Regions from separate parts of the Mus musculus genome. Here region 1 is linked to region 2. Evidence: chromatin loops called from intact Hi-C (ENCODE). Cell type or tissue: heart. All regions are shown on one strand. Each heading gives the region's core, and the rest is flanking DNA. Links, peaks and the distances in the headings are about the cores only. Region 1 overlaps Dis3l2 (DIS3 like 3'-5' exoribonuclease 2). Region 2 holds the start of Prss56 (protease, serine 56).

The links. A loop is a pair of places that touch in the nucleus more often than their neighbours do. Peaks named below come from ENCODE experiments on the same cell type or tissue, not always from the same donor. Only the 100,000 strongest peaks of a DNase experiment are listed, where the experiment ranks them.
Region 1: a loop joins it to region 2, with 2.6 times the contacts of the local background. A loop is called at or near these places in 10 of 42 quality-filtered maps.

The regions. Positions count from the first base shown.
Region 1 is chr1:87,036,400-87,046,166 of GRCm38, forward strand. It overlaps Dis3l2 (DIS3 like 3'-5' exoribonuclease 2), which reads left to right. Exons shown (of 21, transcript NM_153530.2): 15 at 7,618-7,801; 16 at 8,431-8,517. Among named protein-coding and RNA genes, the nearest start is that of Gm28375, 26 kb to the right of the region's middle. In heart, for the core only: CTCF peaks have their summits at 4,902 and 5,866 (motif pointing left); DNase peaks (open chromatin) are centred at 4,912 and 5,839; H3K27ac peaks cover 300 bases.
Region 2 is chr1:87,181,206-87,190,655 of GRCm38, forward strand. Prss56 (protease, serine 56) reads left to right here and starts at 2,109. Exons shown (of 13, transcript NM_027084.2): 1 at 2,109-2,393; 2 at 2,950-3,057; 3 at 3,398-3,451; 4 at 3,548-3,737; 5 at 4,119-4,218; 6 at 4,305-4,464; 7 at 4,689-4,831; 8 at 5,066-5,228; 9 at 5,370-5,549; 10 at 5,679-5,843; 11 at 5,941-6,003; 12 at 6,291-6,397; 13 at 6,740-7,200. The coding sequence starts at 2,288. The coding sequence ends at 7,015. It overlaps Chrnd (cholinergic receptor, nicotinic, delta polypeptide), which reads left to right and starts at 9,392. Exons shown (of 12, transcript NM_021600.3): 1 at 9,392-9,450. In heart, for the core only: CTCF peaks have their summits at 3,832 (motif pointing left), 4,034 and 6,024 (motif pointing left); a DNase peak (open chromatin) is centred at 3,676; H3K4me3 peaks cover 1,207 bases; H3K27ac peaks cover 648 bases; H3K27me3 peaks cover 7,137 bases.

The sequences.
Region 1 (9,767 bases), core at 891-8,890, 150 kb before region 2:
TGGCCCTGTGGTCAAGCCCTGGTGGGCGCCTTGTCAGTCTGCTGCTGCCTCTCCTCCCAGGCACCCCTTCCACTCCCCTGAAGCTTGGCCTGCAGCAGCACTCCCCTTCCCCACCCCCAGGCCTCTACTTTCCAGCTCCCTAGCCACCAGCCCCACCCTGGCCTGGCCTCAGAGGGAACTGCAACAAGATCTCTACAGTTCCCCACCCCCAGCATCCCTCAATTTAGTACTGATCAGACCACTGACTTCCCATCACGCCCCATTCCCTTGCAGTTTTCCACCACACTACACTCAATTTGGGGCTGCTGAGAGAGCAGCAGGTCTCCTGTGAGGGTGGCTGCTGTCTTCCCACCTTGGGCTGCCCAGCTATAGAGGAGAGTCATGCTCTAGCACACAACTCCTGTGAGAGCCCAGCAGCTGCCTTCACAGCTACTGGGGAGCCCAAGGGCTCCTTAAGCCAACAGTGAGGATGTACCCATGTGGGGGAAATTTGGTTTGCCGAAGAAATGAATTTGAAACTAGCTGGGAGCAATTCTTATCAAATTTCCATGTTAGCAGTTTTCACCAAGAACTAATTGAACAATCTCTGTGAGTGGCCTAATTCCATTAGCATGAGATTCCCACAAAGTTAACAAGTGCCCTAGTGGCCAAGGGCAGAGAGGCTCTTCTGTCTCACACTTGGTTTTGGTCTTTGAAGATGGATGGAGTTTCAGGTTTCAGCAACAGCCAGGCAGATGCTCACCTCTGGCCCAGTAGGCTTCAATCTCAGCAGCTCAGCTCCAGATCAACTTCAGAAGCCACTTTGCAAGTATTCAGGGTATGAAAGGGCTGATCAGACCACTGACTTCCCATCCCAAGATGAATTTCTCTTCTGGGTTAGCAGGTAAAATGGATCTGAGGGTAGAACATCCTACAGACCTCACCTCCCTTGCCAGGCAGTATTGAGAGACCAGGTACAGAGGAGTAGAAAATATGAAGGCAAAGTCTGAGGAGCATGAGTCTGGACAGGGCCTGCCCTCAGCACCACCTCCCCACCTGAGGCAAGACCCAAAGTTAGTGCCAGCATCTCACTGTTGTCCAGAAACTGAGTTCTAGGGGCAGAAACAGCAGCCACCTGGGACCTGTTCCTGTCCTTGAGCCACAGCGAGGTAGCTGTTCCTAGTGGGTATAGTACTTTCTCTTCTCTCCACTGCCCAGTGGGCTTGACAGTTCCAGGGACGGTGCTCTGGGGTTACCCATCAGCCCTGTGGCATCATGCTAGATGAGGAGCCCAGAGAATGAAGCATCTAGCTTCTTTGTCCCTGACTAGCTATAGACTGAGCAAGGGTCCTCTCTTCTTGACAGCTGCAGCATGGTGTCAGCATTGACTGCTATGAACCAGCCTTCCTATAGGTAGCATGGTCAGGACAGAGGTTGCAGACCTACCTACAAGGCCCTTCCTTAACCTGCTCTACAATGAGACATAAGCCAGTGACTCTTCCCTTCCCCTCCTCTGGGCCTGCTGGATGGCTTCCTGCGGGCTCTCTCAGGGCATGAGCCCTTGCCTCCTAGAATACCTTCGACTTGTCTAAAACTAGTCATAAGGCCCTGGCTCCTTCCTTCTGTCACTGACTCACCAAAACTCAATGGAGCATTGCCTGCACTTGACCTATCACCCCTTCCCTGTTTTTCTAAACCAGATTCCCCAGCCCTACCACCCTGGTGGTTTGCCTCAACTTGCCAGCCTCAGGGGCCTTTTCTTACCCTTTCCTCTGCCTCTGCAGCACTTCTCACAGGGCAGCCTGCTACAGCTCCTCCATGTCCCTCTGCCTTATTCTACCACCTCTACCTTCTCTGTTCTGGCCTCCTGGGGGCCAGTGCACACGCCTTCGTCACCTGGCTCGCTCAAGCCCTCCCTTAATTGTCTCATCCCTCATCCGGTCCTACTCTGTCCCCCAGCCCCAACTATTCCCACATACTTATTTGAAACATCTTTCTTGCTCAGTAGCCTTCCAGCTCCTGAGTGGGGTCCAAGCCTGTACCCTCAATTCCTTGCCTTTCCACCTCGAGCTTTGTGTTTCATTTCTGGTTCCTTGACATCCCTTGAAATGAATCCTGCTTGTGAGTGTACCTCCCTGTGGATGGATATACCTGTGGGCGTCTTAGGAAGTATTTAGGCATTCTGATTGCCTCTGAGGCCACTGGCCCCAAGAGCACAGACTGATGCGTAGGGATATAGGACTTGGAGCAGATCACTTCCCTATTTGCACATTAAGCTCCTGCCACCCAGAAAGATAAGAACATTGTAGGGCCATAGGAGAAGTGATACCCAGGGTGGAGTGAGGCCACAGCTAGAAAAGATGAGTAAGAAATCCAACAAAGGGATTCAAAGCTAGCTCTGAAAGCTGAGGCCTACCAGCCATTGCTAGTGTAAATAACTCTGCTGCTGTGTATGAAGGAAGTAGTACTCAGTAGATAAGGAAGTAGTACTCAGGAGATAAGGAAGTAGTACTCAGTAGATTGGTTAGGGCCTGTAGAGAAAAGATCAGGAGACTTGGTGACCCCAAATTATCAGCATGCCTGGCAGTGAGTATTAGGAAGTTAGAAACACCTGAGAACTAAACAGAAAGGACAATAGTGATAGAGGGACCCAACAGTCCTACCTCCTGAACTGGAGCCTGATGCCATTGCTCCCAGGAGTCCTTCACTCTGTGCAGGTTGTTGAACATCCACTCTGGGACTAGCACATATACCACTAGGGATGGAGACGAGATACAACCTAGGACCGAGAGAGGCCATCACAGTCATGAAGGCCAGATGCTATGATGGGGACCAAGAGGATGCTAAGAGAGAGTTCCTCATGCTATCTTCCAAACTGAGTGATAGCCAAAGAAAGGACATGAGCGAGGAGCAGCCCTAGTACTCTGGGCTGTGAGAACAGTATATGAAAGGACAGAAGCCAAAAGGGCCTCAGGACTTCAGTAGAGCCAAAGTAGGATGGAGCAGGGAAGAAGAGTGATGCAGTCCAAACATACATAAAACATACCATATTGTTTAGCCAGGTAGAGGAACTGCTAGTCTTAAACAGTGGTTCCTGCTGGAAGGGACATGACCCTGTTTTGTGTGAAGGCAACACAGTAGCAGGAGATGACGACCTGGACAACAGTGATGACAGGAAGGAAAGCAAGAGATGCTTCTGGAAATCTACTCCAGATCCTAGAACTGGACCATTTGAGCAACTCTTGCATACCCTGTTGCTCTTTAAAAAGAGGAAGAAAGAAAAGAAAAAAGGAAAGGAAAGGAAAGGAAAGGAAAGGAAAGGAAAGGAAAGGAAAGGAAAGGAAAGGAAAGGAAAGGAAAGGAAAGGAAAGGAAAGGAAAGGAAGAAAGGAAGAAAGGAAGAAAGGAAGAAATGGAAAGGGAAGGAGGGGAGGGGAAGGGAGGGGAGGGGAGGGGAAGGGAAGGGAAGAGAAGAGAAGAGAAAAGGAGAAGAAGAGAAAGAGAAGAAGAGGAGAGAAGAGGAGAGGAAAGGAAAGAAAAAAAGCAATAACAGGACAGGTGCCCAGACAAGAGGAGGTCTAGCTAGGCTAGGGTAGACACACTGTAGTCTGAGTGGTACTTATTTATGGCCAGGAACTTGGTCGCTGATTTTCACTTGGTTGGCATGCCTGCCTTCCTCAGAGGCTTCTCACCTAACCACTGTCTGACCTGTCAGGATGCTGAGGTTATGTAGACTGAAAGACCCTACATAGAGAAAGACACAATCTCAAAAAATTAGGTAAATAGCAAATAATAACCACATTTGGACACAAGTAAATAAACATGGCCCAGTCTGGGTCCTCGGATGGTAGGTGCAGTGTCCAGCAGCATAAGTTGTGTTGAGCATACTCACTTCCTAAGGTAAAGAATGCCTATAATAGTAATAAATTGACAGCAGTGTAAATTTGTATCTGAACCTTTCCCTTTAAGTGGTATCAGTACCGTTCTGGGCGGAAGCTTCCTTTCTTATGACATGGAATGTGCATCTCTGGTGTGCACTTATATATAGGTTGATTATGGCTTGCCAGGACATGAAACCCTGGCTCAGCTGGTCCCTGGGATGAGAAACAGCAAACCTTCCCCCTCTTTCCCCAGGCCTTGCAGGCCCAGACAGCAGGTAGGGACTGCTTGAGAGAGGGCTGCAGAGCTTTCACCGTGATGTCCTGGCTGACAGCCTCCTGTCACAGAAGAGTCCTACCCAAGACCTCCAGAGTTGTGGGGCCCCAGTGGCTCAGGCCTCCAGATGCTCAGCAGATGCCAGACCTGGGACTGAGGCCCCATCTCTGAGGGCTTGGCTTGCTGTTCTGGAAGGTGATCCTGGCTGTCAGCCATTCTTGAGCCCCTATTTAGAGCAGTTGTCAGGCAGTTGCTGGGATTCAGCTAGCTCCCCATCCCCAGCAGGGCTGAGTGATCTCATGCCTATGCGATGCTGTCGCCTGGGGAGGAGGTGCCCTAAGACTGAAGGCAGGTGCCCAGACCAGAAGGAGAGTCTAGGCCATGGCAACCCAGACAACCCTCAGCCACTTTCCCAGTTCCATACCCTAATGTGCTCCAGCCTGGTTCATTTGCCCTGGGATAGCACAAGGCATCATTTGAGTTTGGCTGCAAACTTTATGTGAAGTTTGCCCCTTTCCCCACAAGAGAGGAAAGCTCAGATTGATAAGCTCGCTTGCCAGAGACCCCACAGCCAACCGGTTTGCACAGAACCCTCAGCCCAAAAGGCAGCTTTAGCTAACGAAACAGCAACTGGCACTCCAGGGACCCCTGGACTTTGGGCCACAATTTGTAAACTCTCGAGCTATTCTTCCCAGAAAGTTCTTGGGTTCTAAGTGGCTTTTGCCACGTCCCAGGACTGGAACAGAAGAGTCTGGTGGCCCCCTGCTGATCACTGTGAGAACTGCACAAGGGTAGACAGGTGCCAGCAAGAGGGGCCTTGGCTAGCCCCAGGTGAGAGGAGAGATCTGTGCACCCCTCCATGGGTGATTGGCCCCACAGGGAATCTTAAGTTCAGTGGAGCTCTGGCTGCTGCTGGTTTGGCCATGTCTCAGCCTGTCAGTTCTAGATCTTCTAGATCCTGGGCCTCCTGGGAGTCTGGGAGCTCCTGGGCCAGAGTATCGCTGGGTCCTTTGTGATGTGCACATGCTTGCTCCTTCCCCTTCCACTTGCAGGATGAGAGGATTTTAAGATCATTTCCTCAAACCACCCTAGGACACTAACGAGCCTTATCCGCACCCAGAAGTGGGAACTTTGTTCCGTGCATCCTCTTGGTTGGTGACAGGATTTAAGTTAATGCTTTGCTCTTGACAGACTGTTGTGAAGAATTCCTAGGCTGATGTCTTAACTCAGAGGGAGAGAGGAAGCGAAGGGCAGATGGACAGGGGGTGCAGAATGGACAGATGGACAAGGGCTACTAATGGAAATAGGAATCACAGGCACCAAGGTGCCTGAACAAGGCCAGCCTATGCAACCAGAGTCATGCCAGATTGTGATCAGAGTTAGACATGCTCTTCTTTTCTCAAGGTCTTGGGCAGCTTACAGGGCTGTGCAGATGTCCATGGAGGATAAATTGTCAGGTCATGGTCACTGGAGAAGCTGCTTGCCTGGAGTCTTCTCATGCCTGTTTCCCATAGTGGCCCCTCCTTCACCCCATCTCTCTTCTCCCACCATGAACTCATGTGGAACAAAGCAGAAGAGTTCCTGTGGACCAGGACTCTGGATCATCCCATCAAAGTCTCTGACTTATAGCTTGGAGCATGGAGAAGGGTCCCTGTCCTGAGCCATTAGCCCACCCTGCTCCTGCCTGCCTAACAGCCTTATCCTCACAGTCCTGCTGTGGGGCCCTACTGCCACCTGCCGGCTTCATTTACAAACTGCAGTCCTAGTTCAGCCTTGGGATTACAAGAGACTGTGTACTCTGGTCAACAGGATTCTGAGACTGCACAAAGAGAACAGGTCTGGAAACAGTCCTGACTTCCCATAGCAGTGTCAGAGCATTTATTTAACAGTCTGAGCAGGGACAGACAGCATCCCAGCACTGTGGAGGTTGTGACAAGGTGAAGGATTATCAGATGTGTTAGTCATTTGTGTGGTGTATGTGAAGAAAGGAAAGCACCACTGTGTCTTGGACAGTTGATATTCCTGCTTGGTATCTGGCCCAGAACACATGTTCCCTCTGCCTTTGCACCAGCCCTGTGATCAGACATTAGCATTGTCTTACTTTGGGAAGGAAGAACAGGAGATTCACCAGGGGTTCCACAACAAGAGTGTGGTAGAACCAGCATTCAAACTGTCTCAGAGGCTTGGTGGTCAGTGATGGTGATTGTCAGTACTGATAAGCACAAGAAGGGATTGGGGACTGAGATAAGGGTGTCAGCCTAAAAAGCTCTGCCTACAAACTAGTGGGTAACACAAAGGCTTTTCTTCTTGAGCTGAGTCTAGTGAGTCCATGACAGAAGCCAAGTGTGCAGAGGCCCCCATGACTGGAGCTAGGCTTGCCCAGGCCCCAATGACAGGATCGGGTGTGCACAGGTCCCCATGACAGGAGCCAGGTGTGTCCAGACCCCACCTAGTGGGCTTCATGAGCCCCTTGTAGAGAAAGCTCTGCAAATAGGCACCTAGACAGAGCAGAGGCAAGCGTCTTCACAGCAGGTCCAGTCTGGAGAAGGAACATTCTCCTATATGTCTGATTTTCCTTCTAAGAACTTGTCTAGATGACAGATCTGACCAAGCAACACTACTCAGCCTCCAGTAGAGGGATTTATCCCAGGTTTCCTCAGACACTGGCAGACTCTCAGAGCTGCCTCAGTGGGAGAAGAAGACTAAGGCTCAACATGCAGCTTGGGGTGTCTCCTCGAAGCTGAACAAGGTCTCTAATGGCTTTTGCCTTCCCAGGGAGCAAGCTTTTTCCACACAGGACATGCTGACTATAGTAGTATCAGGATGTACACACCTGAAAGACTTCATGTTCAATCCACTTATTCACCAAGGGAGCCCCAAGGGTCAGGGGAGAACCTGCCTGCCCAGGATTGAAATACAGGTAACTAACTTCAGGGCTGGTTGACTCTGTCTCCTGCTGTGCCTGGCTTCCTACCCTTGACACACTTCCTCCATCTTCCATCAGTCCCCACCTCTTCTCACTAGGGCCTTGACATATTTTCATCTTCCTATTTAGAGCTTTATCCCCATGTACTTAGTTACTTATAGTAATTCTAATTACACTGAAGTGAAGGAAAATAGAATGATAGCTCTTCTTACAAGTGAGCCCCAGAGGAAGCCCAGCAGGTCTTCTTACCAGAGATCATTACTGTGTATCATCTCTGGACCAGGCATGACCTGAGAGCATCCCCATTTAGTGAGAAATGAGACAGGAGACCACATACACATTCAGACCAAAAGAGAAAGTCATTATTGACAGGTTGACTCTAGGAAATCTGAGCATGGAGATGAAAGAGAAAGAGCAGAAGAACTAGTTTGATCAGGTCACAGAAAGGTTCTTACACTGAGAACTAAGGTATTAGAGAATCAGCTGAGCCAAGGCCTTGGGACAGGGGCAGTAGCACCTGTCTCCAGGATCCCTCTAGTTACTGTCTATCCTCCACAGGCTTGTAGAGGAGTTCATGCTCCTGGCCAACATGGCGGTGGCCCACAAGATCTTCCGCACCTTCCCTGAGCAGGCCCTGCTGCGCCGGCATCCCCCACCACAGACGAAGATGCTCAGTGACCTGGTGGAGTTCTGTGACCAGATGGGGCTGCCCATGGATGTCAGCTCTGCAGGGGCCCTAAATGTGAGTGCTAGTGGGCAGGTAATGGGAAGACCTGCTTGGAGAAAAGAGATTAAAGCCTAGAAGTTGGGCTGGTGGTGACTTGTCTGCCTCCATGTAGCCACTCCCTATGTAGCCAGGTCAGTCTCCCCTGCGGTGGAGAAGATGGCATCCACTAGGGGTAGGCTCTATTATCAGGTCTGTACCAAGGGAGACTATTCAAGGTGTAGCCACTTGCATGGCCTCTAGCAAGGACTGGACTGGTCCTTGCTGAGCCAGGGTAACAGGAAGCAAGGAATCTTTCTTAGAGGGAAGCACTTCACATGTTCCCTTCTCAGAGGTAAGCTTTATGAGGCTGCAGAACCAGTGTCCTTGCTCATCCCACCAAAAGGAGATCTCCCACCCATGTTCCAAGATGGAGGTGGGTGTGAAGTAGGCAAAGGATTCCTCTAATAAAGAGAGCTGGCCTATTGTAAGCATGGAAGATCTTAGGCCCATTGTATGACACAGACTATGGATCACAGCTCTTACACCCTGCAGGTAGTCAACATGGCCCATAGCCTGGGAACCCCTCTCTACCTTCCCCAAAATGGGATCAAGCCTGTTTCCAAGGCCAACCATATCTCATACAGGTTTCTGGGGTTTACTTCTAGAAAAGCCTGACTAAGACATTTGGAGATGACAAGTACTCTCTGGCCCGGAAGGAGGTGCTCACCAACATGTACTCCCGGCCCATGCAGGTAAGGAGGGGCCACACCAGCCCCTGATCCCAGTAGTACCCATAGCTCTGGCTGGCAAGCACCACGTGTACATAGCCCACTACTGTCTTGCTCTGCTCTGGGATCTACTGGATAGAGAGGCGCTGAGGAACACTATCTGGCAAGAAAAGCTGCAGTCACACCTGGGACAGGCGCACTGAGCTCCAGAAGAAATCTATCCTCTGTGCTGAAAAGCAGGCTCCATCCCTCAGGAGCTGTATGGCCTGTGGCTGCTAGAGACCCCAGGCAAGAGAAAAGGTCTCCATCTCTACTGTAGCTGCAGTCTGCAGGAGAATCAGTCTGCTTCGAGCTTGGGCCCATGTTCCCAAGCAAGTGACAGCTAGGAGATAGATGGGCTGGCTCCTAGCAGGCTGTCACAGCCCTCCAGCCTACACTGCAGTCTCTGCAGGGCCTAAGCATCCTTGGGATGGGAGCCATCTCAGTAGATTGGCAGGTCAATTGGAGCTACAGGTACTAATGGGGTCAGCTGTGGGCCCCAGCACTTGCCAGGGCAGTGGCAGGCCATTTTTCAAGGGTCACTCTCAACAGATTCAATCTGTTCATGAGAGTCAGGTAGCCTCAGCCAGCCACAGCTGATTTATTTCCTGATAACTCCTGGCTCTACTAGGAATGGAGCCATCAGGGCCGTTCGGGGACTTGGCTGCCTGTTCCCCACCCTACCACCTACCCTAGACAGTGCACACAAGACCCTAGGCTGTGCCCTGTGGAGTGCTGCTCCCACCAGGATTCTGATGGCAAGGACTAAGTGGCAAGTGACAGGGACAGGTCAGGGCACAGCAACAGCAGCACAACAGTGGGGAGTGAGGCCTGGTTCCCAAGAGAGCTGCTGAAACAGGACACAAGCTGTCCCAGTGGTCTCTGGCCACTACAGAGAAGCCATGATTGTTGCCCTGCCCAGAGATAGCTACACTGACCAAGGAGGAGCCTTGACCTCTTTTCCTCCTCACGCTGCCTTTCTGAGGAACTGAGCCACCACTGAAAACAAAGATAAACATGACTTACTATGAAGACTATGCCCTCTGTCCCCAGCAACTTGCCCCAGATGTAGCTCAAGATCCAGCAGGGGGCTGTGCTCTGAGTTCTAGGGCTATGTACATGGAGTAACCAGAAAAGGATGTCATTTGGCCAGGGATTCTGGAGCTTTCAAAGAAGTGAACATCCTTCTAGGCAACAGCTGCTGATTCCAAGGCTGTGATGGCTGAAGCCAGACC
Region 2 (9,450 bases), core at 1,451-9,450:
CAGAGATGCTGTCCTCAAAGACAGCCTGGGGGTTTCTTAAGCCATCCTCCTGTTCCTCTCTGCTCCTTCTCCTAAAAGAGCATGGAGATCAAGGGACATGTCACTTGTCTCTTTGTCACTGTGTATTTCCTGGCTGGCTTGAAACTCATTGTATAGACCAGGTTGGCCCCAAACTCACTATGTAGACCAGGTTGGCCCCAAACTCACCAGAATCATCCTGCCTCTGCTGATTTAAGTTTAAGTAGAAGGTAGATGGCTCATGACTGAGCCAGGATCAAATGCGTGAAACACTTCACAGTGAGGAGACTGTGGTGCAGTGAGTAACGGATCCTCTGTGACTATGTGGAGGCCTAAGTGAGGGAGGGAAGGGAGGGAGGGGGACACCCCCCCCCCTGCACACACACACACACAGAGCTCATCCAGAGCATACCTATAAAGAGGCTACATCATTGGATTCTGGGGGAGGGGGCATTGTGTCCCCTTTCACTCCTCCCATCCCTCCCACACCCCCAACCCTTCTTCCTCACCTGAACTCACAGATACCTCCTGAGAACCCACTAAGGCTTTCTAGATATATTGAAGAAACCCCCAAGGTTCCCTGCCACACCCCGTCTCTCTTCCTCCTTTCAAAGTGGAAGTACAGAGCCCAAGGGCTTGTCTCTGCCTTTGGGAGGGGTGAAGGAGACCTACGGCCCTCCATTAGGCTCCATTGAGACTCTTAAAACAAAAAGACCACCTTACCCCTGGGAATTAAAATTGCCCAGGAATCTGATCCTGGGGGAAAAGAAAGATTGCTCTGATGCCAGCCAAAGGAAGAGATTCCACATGCTCCCAACAACTTGTAGGATCCCAGGAGTCGAGACAAGGATGGGGTGGGGTGGGGTGGGGGTCTTCTCAACTTGTAGGAGCCAGATCTGAAACAGTGTGCTTTTCCATGCCCTGCCCTTTGCTGTGTGGGTGAGAGAAGGGTCTACTCCCTTCCTGCCATCAGACTGGACTCAAAGCCTGACACATGCCAAGAAGGCAGAGTGAGGACAGACAGTTCTATGCTGGCCACTCCGGCCTGGCCAGGCTTCAGCAGGCATACAGGAGCCATACCTCTCTGCTAGAAACTTGGAGAGCACATAGGATTTACCTATGATATGCAGAGATAACTCCAATCCCTAGTGTCATTGAATTGACACAACAATCTATACCTACCGTTCTCTCTACCTTCCTGGTGGTGGGAGACAGGCTACGTGCTGTGATAAGCAGTCCCTTTGAAGAGAACACATCCCCTAGCCACAGTGTGTCCCAATTCCTGTACTTAAACCCTTAACCAACATGTCCCTGCTGCCAGCACAAATCAAGGTGCCAAGGGTAGTTTTGTTTTGTTTGTACCCAAAGGCTCGGCCCTACCCCAGGTGGTGACTGGATATCAGGACAGTTGCCTGTTTATGACCTTCTCTCAAGAGTCCCTCCTGCCAGATCAGGGTCACAGCAACTGAAAACAAAGCTGGACACACTGAGTGGGCAGGGACAGGGGTCCTGCTGGATCCTGCGCTCCCCAAACTGGGCCACAGTGGGGCCTTTCATCTCCCGCTTGCTTTTGCCTCTTCCCACCCCGCTACCCCAGTGCAGCAATTATGGCGCAAATTAGAATGCTTTGATCATCTTTAGAAAGGGCCACACGGAGGAGGGACACTGCCAAGCAATTAGGGGCAGAGGGGCTGGAAGTTCAATGGCTTGCTTAGGGGGTGAGACTGCCCAGGACACCCACCCCTATCCCTAGCTCTCCTCCCTCCAAAAGTGCCTGTCCCAGCAGAGCAGTGGACTCCCCAGGGTGGCAGAAACAGATGGGGATCCCCCCTCCCAGCCCCTGCCCACCAGTCTCCCTCTGCCTGGCCCCCAGCCCAACGGTCAGTTCTCCAGCCCCATCTCAGCCCCTTTGAAGCAACCGCAGGAACAAGGGCCGCTTTCACAGAAGTGGGGAGACGCAGAGTGGGACGATGAGACTTCAAAGGTGAGGGTCCAGCCCACTACCTCATTCCCTCCCCCAGTCCTGGCTGCCCTCCCACGCACACACACCCCTCTGTCCTCTATATAGCTCCAGGGCATCGTTTCCCTGAGGGCTCCCAGGAGGTGAGGGCCAGGTGAGGTGCGGACCATTAGAAGTGAGTAGTTTAGTGTAAGACAACGGGATCAGATGGTTTGAGGGACACAAAGTCTGTGGGCAGGAAGAATCACAGGAGAGGGTAGAGTCCAGGAATAAAGAGGACAGGGTCTCCCGCCTTGGCCCCAGGTCACCATGCCGCTGGCTATGTTGTTGCTGCTGCTGCTGCTACTGTCCCCAGACTCCCAAACTGCCCATGGGCATCCACTGTACACGCGCCTGTCCCCCGGCGCCCTGCAAGGTGAGCCGGGCTGGTCCGAGGGAACCACGGGAGGTGGGAGGGGCATAGGGAAAGTGAGGTCAAGGGAGGACAAGGGAAATGAGCTTATCTCTCACACTTAGGAGGGCCTGTGGTCCTTCTGCCCACCTTCTGCTGGAAGGAGGAGCCTGGAACTGGGATATAGGAAGGGAGGGTAGACAGCCTCACCCAGGAAGCAGAGACAGCAACACTGCCAAGGGGTTCCAGAGATAACGGTGTTAGAAGACCCGGGGCAGCATGCCTTGGGCCCAAAGATGGATACCTTAACCATATTACCTGGATGTCGGTGGGCAGTGGTTTTCCTCTGAAATCTTTAAGAAAGGAGCTTTTCAGAGATTCCTTCCCAATTGTAGCACCATCTGCCCTGAGGGCTGGCCCTTGGGGCCTGACCTCTCTCCCCATCTCTACATCCCTGGTAGTCTAAGAGTTCACCACGCTTCTCTGGGACTCCCCAGACAAGGTTCAGGAAGACTTAGACTGAGTGGGGCTCTCTGCCAAGGGAATGTGACTTTGTGTCCCATGTCCCTCCCCCTCCCAGTTTTATCTGCCCAGGGGACTCAGGCATTGCAGGCTGCCCAGAGGAGTGCCCAGTGGGCCATAAAGCGCGTGTTGATGGAGATCCAGCACAGACTACATGAATGCCAAGGTTGTACCAGAAGTGCTACCCCACCCAGCAGACTCACATTGGTACAGGGGACTCCTCCTTTTGTCCATGTCCAGCCCTTATTTTTAGGTTCCATCGTCCTTGGGGTCAGATTCTTTTTGAAGGTCCAAGTGGAAGGGGTATGCCAAACTTGAGACACAGCAGGGAGGAGGGGAGAGTGTGGGCTCAGGTGGTCACAGTTCATGGCTGCTCAAATAGTTCCATGTGCTAGAAGGCGGGCCAAGTGGAGAGTGGTTGAAAGATGAGGCCCAGCCCCCCCCCCCAATAAAGCGAAAGATCCGCAAGAGGGCGCAGCGAGGCTCAAAGGATTGTTTCTCAGTAGGACCTGGACGCCCTAGACCTCAAGCCCCCCTCCTCCAGGACCCACCGGAGCCAGGTGAAACTAAAAGACTCCAAGGGCTGAAAGCGAGGTGGGCCTCAACGTGAAGATAACTAAAACTTTTGCTTCATGACGCCGTTTCTGCCATTCTAGTACAATGTGGAGAAAGACATCAAGGCGTTGCCAACACGACCCGGGCTCACGGCCGCATAGTCGGTGGCAGCACGGCTCCCTCGGGGGCCTGGCCTTGGCTAGTGAGGCTGCAACTTGGAGGGTTGCCTCTGTGCGGGGGTGTCCTGGTAGCAGCATCCTGGGTGCTCACGGCTGCACATTGCTTCGCCGGGTACGTCGTCGAGATTCCAGGCACCTGCTCAGCAGGGCCACCCAATCCGATGGGAGTCTAAGCACCCATGGGCCAAAGCAGAGCAGAGCAGGTCTCTGCTGCCCCCTAGCGGAAGCTAGCTCCCAACCTCGGGCCTTAAAATGCCGGTTGCGGGTGGGGGTGGGGGTGGGGGTGAGGGATCCCAGGGTAGGAGAACATCACACTGAATTTTCCCACTGCAGGGAATCTGCACCTTCCCGGTCTCCCTCTCTTTCCCTTGGGTCACAACAGCCACACTTACAGGCTCACTGGATGGTGTGGGTGCATGAGGGTCTGGGCCTCTGAGGGGGCCTCACGCCACCCTCTGTCCCTGATTGGTGTCACCCACTACTTGCGCTGCAGTGCCTCGAATGAGCTTCTGTGGACTGTGATGCTCGCCGAGGGGCCTCAGGGGGAGCAAGCGGAAGAAGTGCAGGTGAACCGCATCTTGCCCCACCCTAAGGTGAGAAGACACGCCCTGAGTCCTCAGAGCTGGGAATAGCATCCCAAACCCTCTTCCTTGACCTTGAACCGCCACCTGCTCTCTAGTTTGACCCGCAGACTTTTCACAATGACCTGGCCTTGGTACAGTTGTGGACGCCTGTGAGCCCAGAGGGGCCTGCGCGCCCCATTTGCCTTCCCCAGGGTTCTCGGGAGCCTCCTGCCGGCACCCCCTGCGCCATTGCAGGCTGGGGGGCTCTCTTCGAAGGTATTGCCAGTTAGGGCCTGGATAAGCTAGCTGCAAGGGGTAGTGAAGAACCAATGGGGGCGGGGCTAGGGGTGGTGGAAGTAAGCTGAAGAGGTGGGGTTTGGAGAGACTAGAATGATGCTCCATCGCATAAACCACGAGGAATTAAAGAGGGCAAGTGAGAGGGGATCTCGAGGCGCAGCCTCTGCCTTCCAAACCCAGACCCCTTACATTCTTTCCTGTAGACGGGCCTGAGTCTGAGGCAGTGAGGGAGGCCCGCGTTCCGCTGCTCAGTGCAGACACCTGTCAAAAGGTCCTGGGGCCTGGGCTGCGGCCCAGCACCATGCTCTGCGCTGGTTACCTGGCAGGGGGCATCGACTCATGCCAGGTATGAGCTAAAACTGACAGGGGGCCCTGGGTGCGTCTCTCCCCTTGGCAAGATAACCCTGTTCTCTCTGGGTCTAGCTGAAAGCTCCTACCTACCGCTAAATCTTCCTAAATAAAATGGAAACAAGTAGTAATCACAGACGCAGCCAGAGCCAATCCTTCCCTACCAGGTACTAGGCAGATATAATTCGATCGATTGTGAATGCATTGCTCTCTGTTGGCTCTGGTCCCTTAGGGTGACTCCGGGGGCCCTTTAACCTGTTCCGAGCCCGGCCCGCGCCCCAGAGAGGTCCTCTTTGGAGTCACTTCTTGGGGAGATGGCTGTGGGGAACCAGGGAAGCCTGGGGTCTACACCCGTGTGACCGTGTTCAAAGACTGGCTGCAGGAGCAGATGAGCGGTGAGCATCCCCTAGCTAATGGTACCTCGGATAGGTCTGGGCAAGCCGGTTTCCATCCCGCTACTCGGGTCTCTGTGGAGGAGCTGCGGATGAGTGACTTGTAGATCCACATACAAGGGGTGATCTGGCATCTGCTTGCAGCGGGCCCCTCCACTCGCGAGCCTAGCTGCAGAGAACTTCTAAATTGGAACGCTCGGGAAGAGGAGCCGTTCACGGACGCCCCGGGCCTCTGTGCCTTCTATGCGCGCCAGTGCCTAGGGTCCGAGAGCTCCTGTGCGCGCCTAGCGCTCCAACAGTGTCTGCAGCGCAGGCGACGGTGCGGTCAGTCCTGTTTACCCCTGCCAGGGTGGGGGAGGAGGAGTAGGGGTGGGAGGTTGGAGGGTGGGGGTGGGAGATGGGGTGCGAGCCCCACCATTCGGTGGGCCCCTTACACCTCTAAACCGCTCGCAGAGCTACGGTCACTGGCGCACACCCTGCTTGGTCTGCTGCGGGGCGCCCAGGAGCTGCTCGGCCCCCGGCCAGGATTGCGGCGTGGAGTCTCCGCGCCCGCTCGCTCCGCGCCGTCGCTCCAGGAGCTTCCCGGTCACAATCCCCGAGAACAGCGGTTATACTCAGGTATCCTGAGTGCCCCCAGCCAGGCCTAGGCCCCAGAGTCTCGGAATCATGTAACCTCTCCGAGGCGTGCCCACTAACTTCCTGTGGTCTCCTCCAGGATCGCGAATTGCGGGAACCTGGCTCCAGAAACCAAAGCCGGAGCGGCGCCCGGAAACAAAGGGTAATGTCGCCCCCTACCGGCCTGCTGGAGAGGAGCGGCCAAGAGGCTGTTTCTAGAGAGAAGCTGGGATTGTCTGCTAGAAAATTCCAAATGACAACAGAGAAAACCGGCGCTCACTCCCTCTCTTCCAGGAAAACAGATTCCTTTTTAGGGAGACATGTGGCACTAAGTCCTTGATGGTGTCAGAGGCACACAGCCTTGCATGATCACGAAACCTCTGCCAGCCTCAGTTTCCCCATCTAGAGCACACAGTTCTCTCATAGTCTGGGGATCTCCCCTTCTTGCAGGCTGCCCTGGGCTGGAGCCTCTGCAACAGAAGTTAGCGGCTATTCAGCGAGCGCATGCTTGGATCCTACAGATCCCAGCTGAGCACTTGGCCATGAACTTTCATGAGGTAGGTCCCCAGGCTGCCCAGGCTCCTTCACAGTGGCCTGTGAAAGCTGACCTGACTGGAGCTCAGTAGAAGGAAGAGACAGGGGGATCCAGCCTTTCCGGGGCGGAGTGGGGGTGAGGGTGAGCTGGAATAACAGGTGGCTATGAAGATGGGAGGTAGAGAGGTAAGAGTGGAAGGGCTCATTAGAGCATTCGCCTGATCTGGAAATTAGATGGATTTCTGGGAGATGAAGGGGCAGGGCAAGGCTCTAAGTAGCTTCCAAAGCTCCAGGAGGCAAGAGCAACCCTCAGGTCAGAAACCCTCAGGAGTGGTTTTTTGGGTCCTAACCTCCTCCCTCTGCAGGTGCTGGCAGATCTGGGCTCCAAGACACTGACAGGACTCTTCAGAGCTTGGGTGAGGGCCGGTTTGGGGGACCAGCGTGTGGTCTTCAGTGGCCTAGTGGGCTTGGAACCTTCCACACTGGCTCATAGTCTCCCCCGGCTACTAGTGCAGGCCCTGAAGGCCTTCCGCTCAGCTTCCCTGACAGAAGGAGAGCCCCAGGCACCCTGGATAGGTGCTGATCAAGGACAGAGGCTGGGAAAGGAGCGCCAGGGCCAACTCCAGCCTCCTGTTCCCTGAACCAGGCAACCCTGTGATGGTCACACTGTCCTGGGGGCTAAAGCGGTTGTGTGAGACATACAAAGTCTCTCTATTCCAGTTGATCTTGGATGTGTGGATAGAGTGGGGATCCTGGATCTCACTCATCTTCTTCAATGTGTCACCAGACACGCATGGCTGCTTTAATAAATGTTATTTATACTCTACATAAAATCTGGAGCTTTCTTGGGATGGGAAGGGGCTGGCATTAGATGGGAGTAGGGCAGGGGCCAACCTCGAAGAGCAGTTAACAGAGACCACAAAGGAGCTGGAAGGAGCCAGAAGTGGTGGCTTGTGCTCGCCGTGCTAGCATTCTGGAGACTGAAGCAGGATTGCACTGAGTTTGAATGTGAGCTACATAGTAAGCTCTAGGCTAGCCTGAGCTACAAAATAAGAGCACCCCTTACCCCCCACACACACACACACACAAAGATACGAAACCAGGGCCTGGAAGAGATAGCTCAGTGGGTAAAGTTCTTGATGCATATGGATCTGAGTTCAAGACCTCAGAACCCAGGTAAAAGCCACAGGGGCAGAGTACACCTGTAAACCACAGCCCTAGCTAAGGAGCATGGCAGTGAGGAGCAGACAGACCTCGGGCGTTCACTGGCCACTCTAGCTGCTCCAGGCGAGGTCCAGGTTCAGCGAAGAGGCCCTGTCTTGAAAAATAAGGTGGAGGAGATCAGCTGGATTTCAGCAGCAGCAGCAGCTCCAGAGCCTCAGTCCTTCTGTGGCTTTCCGTGTCCCCCTCTCCCTTTCAAAACCGTAGCTTCTGGTATGGCTACCTCAAGGTGATCGGTGACGTGCAAGTGATTTAGTACGCAAGTCAACCGCGCCAAGGGGAGCAAAGAGAGAAGCTGTGCTTCTCTGCCTGAGTGAGGACCCGGACACCATCCTGGAGCAGAGCAGAAAGATTCAGCAGGCGACATGGCCCAAACCTATGACAAGACCCTGCCAGACCAGGCTGCCACTCTGCCCTCAATGATGCAACCTATGAGACCAATGACAGCAAGAAGGATGCCCTGAGGTTCATCTCTTGGGTCTCTAAGAGAGCCCCTGCACCCTCACATATGAGCAAAATGATCAATGTCTGCTCCAAAGACACCATCAGGAAGCTGACAAGGTCCAGCATGAAGTACAAAGAGCTCAGCCACCACTGCACCTTGGCAGACAATGGTGACAGTATTGTCCTCTCCCTGGAAGCAAGCAAGCCTTTATGAGGCCACCTCCAAACTTCTGCTTAGAACAAAGAATAGGCTCAGACTTGCCAGTGCATGCTGCAGTCGGCTCCTCTCTTGTCAGACCCTATGGGCATCCCTTCACCCCATTGCTAGTCTCCCCGACATCTAGATGGCCTCCTCCCTCCATGCCTGACGGTTCTGGCTTTCTGATTCCTATTAGATAGAAGCAGATCACGGTGCCCAGGCACCTTTGAGGGTTGTATTCTCTTAAGCATACTCTTAGTGCCATCTATCCCGACCACTGACTTCTAGCCACAGTCATTACAACGGACAGGCCTGACTCTGTGTGGAAACGACCCTCCTTGCCCCAGTGGATCCCCTTTTCTTTCCCTTTGGTTTTGGCTACTCATAGATGCAGGAACGGTGAGGAGACTTCAGTTCAAATTAAAGAAAGAAAAGAAATGGGCCAGTAAGGTGGCTTAGCAAATAAAGGTACCTGCTGCCGAGCCATGTGAAAGGAAAAAAAAATTTAACTCCTTCAAGTTTCCTCTGACTTCCACACATGCCACAAACTGCGCAGAAACACACTGAGTGGATGGGTGGATGGATGGATGGATGGATGGATTTTATTTATTTACTTATTTATTTATTTATAAATCTTTGGGGTTTTTTGGAGACATGGCTTCTCTGTGTAACAACCTGGCAGTCCTGGAACTCATTCTGTAGACCAGGCTGGCCTTGAACTCAGAGATCCTTCCTCTCTTCCCAAGTGCTGGGATTAAAAGCATACACTGCCACACCCAGCTTAGAGGTAATATTTTTAAAGATGGGGGAAAAAATACACAAGTACAGGTGGAGCACTAGCAAGATGGCTCAACAGGTAACAGTTGCCTGCTGTACAAGAAGTTTCACCTCAGAACCCTCTGTAGAAAGAGAGAAGCAATTGTGACAGGTGTACACACACACACACACACACACACACACACACACACACAGAGGATTCGCCCCCCACCCTCTGCCACCCTACCCCACCAGGCCCCACCCTACCAACAATCTGTGACAATCCCTGCCTGGGATCTTTTCGTTCTGCCCTTGGCTCCTGCCCTAACTGGCAAACCCCACCCCCTCATCACCAGCTTTCAAGTATCAGATTGCGTTTCCGGCCTCTTCTTTCCAAACCCCTAAACCACCAGCACCTGTCCCCTTGCTTGCCTCATTCCACAGCCAACAGGCTGA